Regions from separate parts of the Mus musculus genome. Here region 2 is linked to region 1. Evidence: chromatin loops called from intact Hi-C (ENCODE). Cell type or tissue: heart. All regions are shown on one strand. Each heading gives the region's core, and the rest is flanking DNA. Links, peaks and the distances in the headings are about the cores only. Region 1 has its middle 4.6 kb from the start of 3300005D01Rik. Region 2 overlaps Snx9 (sorting nexin 9).

Region 1 (2,838 bases), core at 1-2,500:
TGACCCAGAGACTGAGCTTGTTTTTTTTTTTTTTTTTCTTGTTCTCCTTCTTTCAATATAGGCTCTCTCTGTTTAGCTCTGGTTGTCCTGGAACACACTTGGTAGACCAGAGTGGCCTCATATTCATAGATCTACCTGCCTCTGCCTCCCAAGTCCTGGTATTAAAGGTTTCTCACCCCGTTCCTTTCTAGGAGCCCTCAGTAGGCTTTATCCACATCTTGGGGATCAAGGCTAGGGTTCATGTCAACTTCATATCTATATTATATCACTGGCCAGGAGAGATGGCTTATGTTGAATGTTTTGGAGGATTCTCTCAGGGTAGCAAGAATCCTGGGACGGATACAGGTGCCGTTTTGAATATAACAACTAGAGCTGAGCTGGGTAAATTGAGGCTGAGGCAGTGGCGCCTGGCTTTTAGGCAGATTGAAGCCCTCTGCTTCTCATGAAAGCAAGACAGAGCAGCAGTTACACCTGTATTCTAAATTTGAAGAACTGTCATACTTGCTACTTAAAGTCAGGCAGTTGATGGATGTGTGGGCAAGCCCTGGATTCCAGGAGCCTTCCCATCATTAAGCAGTGAGAAGAAACTCACTGGGTCACTTCCTGTGGCATGACTCCCTTCTGACTGACCCTTCTGAGCAGTGGGCAGACCCTCTCAGGGGCCTCAGGGAAGCCCCAGGGATAACAATTGCACTGCTCAGACATCTTCCTTTCAAACAGTTAGTTTAGCCAAATTTAAAGTCTTCTAATTTGGATTCTGCAGTTCACAATTAGGTAAGGTGACTCTTTTGACCTTTATTTCTGAGCAGCAGCCACAGAGTTCGAGACAGTTAGCAGCTAGCTTCCTTCGGGATGCTGGGGTCATCTGTTCTGGAGAACTGCTTCCCTGACAGAACTTCCTGTGCAGGGCAGCACTTCTGTTCCCTGAGGTGTTGCTTTCCGGAAATGCTTTCACTTCCTGGAATAATTTCCTGGAAGTTGTAACTGGAGAGCGGCGGTTGGGCCACTGTGTGTGTGTGTGTGTGTGTGTGTGTGTGTGTGTGTGCCCCCATGTGTTTCCTGTTAGATATGGGAAGGGGAGTGTTGGGAGCTTGCTTGAGAGGTTGGCAGGGGTCACCTTAGTCATGGGCTTGGCCTTTCTGTTTCAGATGATATCTCCAGTGGTGTGCCTGTCTGCTTAGATGGCTCTCCCGCCTTCTTTCTTCTTCTACCCATGTTCTGAGTACCCATTTGTTGCCTTGACACTCAAGTGTCAGAATTGTTATGGGAGCAGCCCACTCTGCTTCAAAGCCCAAGGCACAAGGCTGAGCTTGGCTGTGACAATATTGTCTTCTCACTGTGGATGTGTGCTCATTTTTCACGCCATGTACCCTATGCATAGCCTCAGTGTCGAGAAGCACTTTGTGTCTCAAATCAAGCAGTGCCAAATAAACACAGACCTGTCTGTTGGGTTCCTAACAGCCCTGGCCTCCTCCCTGTTGCCCAGACCCTGCCTTAGTTGAGATTCCCATATTTGCCCTCAACACAGTGTTACTGAGTCTGAACAAAGGTAGGAGAGGCATAGCGGGTTTAGGAAAGAACAGGGCTTCTCTCCAGCCAGCGAGGCATTGGAGGGACTTTGATAGCTGCTGTGAAGGTGTTTTCCTACCAAAGATGGTCTCTACTTCTCCTAAGGACTTTGTCATGGTTATATCTCGTCTTGGGACTTGGCAACTACCCAGAGATGATAAGGGAAAGATCTCATAGCAAAACTGCTCTGTGGCATCTAGTTAAGTAAGGCCTGGGACTAGCTTACCTCCCTGACTGTGTGCGGCTGTGAATTGGTCCACTTTCTTGAATTACTCTACTCTTGAACCTCTATGCTCCTTGTTTAGGGAGAGCTAAGGCTGGGTGTATCTTACACAGTCTTGCACACCTCACAATTGCCTGCTGGGGTGGTTTGACTGAGGATGTCCCCATAGACTCAGGTGTTGGTACACTTGGTCCCCAGTTGGTGGGACTGTGTGGGGAGGTCTGGAACCTTTAGGACTTGAAACCATGTTGGAGGAAGTATGTGTCTGGGGGTGGGCTTTCAGTTCTTGGCCCACTTCCGGGTCGTTCTCTCAGCATGTGGTTAAAGATGTGACCACTCAGTTTCCTGCGCTGGCCCCCTGCTGACTCGCCTTCCCTGCCATTACAGATACTCCCTCTAGAACCATAGCCACCCTCTTCTCCCCTAAATTACGTAGGACTACGGTGTTTTATTGCAGCAGCAAAAGCAACAGCTACAACCTTTTCCATAGACAGCTACATTTCCCCAGCACAAGAGCCATCTTCTTGAGCTTTCAAGCACACAGTCTTAACTACACTGGCAGCAGGTGCTCGGGGCTTACATACGTGTAACAGCAAGTGGTTCCCCATTGCAAAGCCAACACTTCATGTGCCCCTCATCTCTGGCAACAAATTACATGGTCCTATTTTGCAGTGAATTTGACCATTTTAGGCACATCATATAGTATTTGTCTTTCAGTGTCTGAGCTTGTTTCACCTCTGTCACTGACCTCAAGGGACATCCATGGCGTCTCATGCTGCAGGATTTCTTCCCAAGGCTGAAGAGTATTCTCTAGACATTCTTTTGGGGCTACATTATTGGGCTCTTATATCTACCACCCTTTCAACCCTGCCCCCCAACACTGGGTAGGGGAGAAAGAAGGTTAGAGGGGGAAGGGGGCATAGACCTCCAGACTGCTTCCTGCTGACTAGGGGCATTGAGTTTCCTGGGGCAAGTCTAATCTTCGTTGTCAGAATATCTCCAACCAGCAACCCAGCAACCCAGCAAATGCAGCAGCAGGAAACAGC
Region 2 (2,914 bases), core at 315-2,814, 130 kb before region 1:
CTGTCTCGAAAAATCAAAAAAAAAAACCCAACACAACAACAACAACAACAACAAAAACGCCCCATGTAGCCCAGGCTAGCCTCCAGCCTCTGGTGTTCTAGTACTACAGGTGTAAGCTACAGGTGTAAGCTACAAAGCTTCACTTGGATTTCTTAATGAGACATTTGTCTTCTCTGGCTTAACTGAAAAAGAAAAACATTATCACTAAATAAAATGAACAGAAAGCCACAGAAACAGAAAGGGGACAGCTGTTTGGGTTTAAACAACCAATGTGGGCTGGGGAGTGTGATCCCAGCAGTACCTGCTCTGCCACAAGGCTGGCGATCTCCTCATACGTCTTCCCAGCTTCTGTGATTGCATCGTTAAGGTCGGTCTCTCCTGAAACAGACAGCAGTCTTGGAAGAGACTATACTGTGTTACACATATTCCCCCACACTTACGGTTTTTGTTACAGACTTTATTGATAGTTTTAGTGTAGAAAACTTAAAAACTGTCAACGTTGGTGAGAACTCCCATCCCCCACTCTTTGGTTTCCAGACAGCAGATGGTGTCTGTGCTTTTAATGTCAGCTTGACATAAGCTGTAGAGTCATTGGAAGAAGACACCTCGGCTGAGAAAATCAAAAACTAGGCTGGCCTCGGGTGCATTTTCCTTACTAATGATCACCGCAGGAGGGCCCAGCTCACCGTGGGTGGCTCCACCCCCTAGGCTGGTGGTCCTCAGTGCTATACAAAAGGGGGCTAAGCTAGCTAGGAGGCACAGGCCAGTAAACAGAGTTCCTCTATGGCCTCTGCAACAGTTCCTGCCCTGACTTTCCTCAATTGTAAGCTAAAACAAATGCTTTGCTCCAAGTGGCTTTTGGTTAGTGTTTGATCACAGCCATAGAAACTCTAACTCAGACAGTGACCAGCTTTTCCATCTAGACCCCGTGCTCCCGGTTTCTCTTTTCCTGGGACACACATCACGTTCTAGGCAATCTTTAAAGAACAAGGACACTGCGGCACACCTAGGAAAAGGTCATGGCTCTGCTCTCACGAGGAGCAGAGCAGCGTGTGGGCCTCCAGCACCTCAGGCAGGCTCTGTGAGAGCCAGTGTGCAAAGGTAGTGCACACACAGACAGGATGGCATGTTCCTTAACCTGGGGCTCTTGTCACCCCTGTCTTTTTGTGGGGTGTTAGGAGTGTGAGTCATGCACTACACACTCAATGTCTGTGGTGACACCCTCTGTCCCTCCCATGCCCTCACGCGGGCCACCAGGCCTGGAGGCTTAACCTGATCCATAGTCAGTTTCTAGCTGAGTCTAGTTTTTGCACTTCCAGAAGCGGCCTCGATCGTCTCTGACAGAACTGCACCTTTCTCTGACATCGCTTCTTTGTTCTTCTTTAAAACTCTTCCATCAGGAACCCCTGCTTTGCGGAGCCCCTGGCCACCACCAAGTGACATCTGAACAGGGAAAGCAGCGCCAATGCGTGTGCCTGTCGTTACAGTTTCAGAACTGCAGATGGAGCCCACGCTCCCCCAAGGCCCTGGGATTACATTCCAAGTATCTTATTAATTCTGGTGTGCATATGTGTGCTAGACCTCATTTTGTGGCAATTACTGTTTTCACCAATGGTCCAATTTTCTTCCTTGGCCAGGGGGAGACTCCTCAAATGGGCATATCTGAGGGAGGCACCTGGCTCACTTTGGTGAAGGGTGCCAGGCCACATACTGTGTTCCTCCATGTAGGTGCCGTCCTTACGCCTTCTCACGGCTGGCTGTCTTACTAAAGACATTTCCATGCAAGGATCTCCAAGACTATGGGATGTTTCATGGTTTGGCAGGGTCATGCCAACAATTCTTACACTGTTCTAGTGTCACTATCCATACTGCTGTGGATGCAGCCAGAGATTTATCTGGTGGAATTAAGGCAGCCTTAGGAACCAAGCTCATTTAAATAATTAGAAGACCAAGCTGAACAGCCACTGAGCACTGTCTTAAAACAGATGCCAACCAGAGGAATTGAGAAGCTCTTTAAAAACAAGTTTTAATAAACTTAATAAGTCATAAAATATACTGAGTACATTTAATGCCAGTGTCCTGTGCAATATAAATATCAACTGCTCATTGGCTGACAGCAGAGATGGTACAGGCTGCTCTTGGTGCCCTCAGCAGGCACTCGGAGCCTCACTCTGCTCAGGAAGAGTAAACCCACATGCTCTAAGGCACAGCAGGGTGACACAGCACCTATTGTATGCTTTATGACAGTGTACCAGCACCTACTGTATGCTTTATGGAGAGCCACAAGAGAAGACCACCAGCGCTTTATACATAAAATTCTAATATCCAAAATACATAAAGAACTCAAGAAGTTAATGACCAAAAAACCAAACAACCCAATCAAAAAATGGGGTATAGAACTAAACCTATAACTCATAACTGAAGAGGACTGCCGGGTGTGTGTTCATTCAGAGATGATGCACCTAACCCTCAAGAGACTGGAGGCCCCAGGGAGTTTAGAGGTCAGGTGGGGTGGGCGTTAGGGGCATCCATGTGGAGATGGGGTGGGGTGGAGAGAAGATGTGAGATGTGGAGCAATCGGAGGGAGGGTTGGGGTCTGGGGGGAATAGAATATGGACTGTAAAAAATAATTTAAATTAAAAATAATTCTAAGTTGAGGAAATACCTCTAACCCTGACATGTGCACCACATAACGCACACACGTGCTCACGTGATTCAAGGGGGACAATCACTGTACAGTTACTAACAAGAAAAGTATTAACAACTGCCCCGTACCTTGATAACCGCTGGAGCTGAACACTGCCGCTAAGCTCTGCAGAGCCTTCCCTATCTTCTGATACTCCTTGGGTAAGGCTGGAAGGAATTGATAACTGATTAGTTCTCGGAGCGGTCTGAAGTGCATTTACCATTCTCT

What was found. Peaks named below come from ENCODE experiments on the same cell type or tissue, not always from the same donor. Only the 100,000 strongest peaks of a DNase experiment are listed, where the experiment ranks them.
Region 2: a loop joins it to region 1, with 7 times the contacts of the local background. A loop is called at or near these places in 7 of 42 quality-filtered maps.

Annotation. Positions count from the first base shown.
Region 1 is chr17:5,792,676-5,795,513 of GRCm38, reverse strand. No RefSeq gene overlaps it. Among named protein-coding and RNA genes, the nearest start is that of 3300005D01Rik, 4.6 kb to the left of the region's middle. In heart, for the core only: no CTCF peak of the experiment used is centred there; a DNase peak (open chromatin) is centred at 953; H3K27ac peaks cover 705 bases.
Region 2 is chr17:5,922,069-5,924,982 of GRCm38, reverse strand. Snx9 (sorting nexin 9) reads right to left here. Exons shown (of 18, transcript NM_025664.6): 13 at 2,776-2,853; 14 at 302-378. Among named protein-coding and RNA genes, the nearest start is that of Gm46599, 4.8 kb to the left of the region's middle. In heart, for the core only: a CTCF peak has its summit at 1,492; no DNase peak of the experiment used is centred there.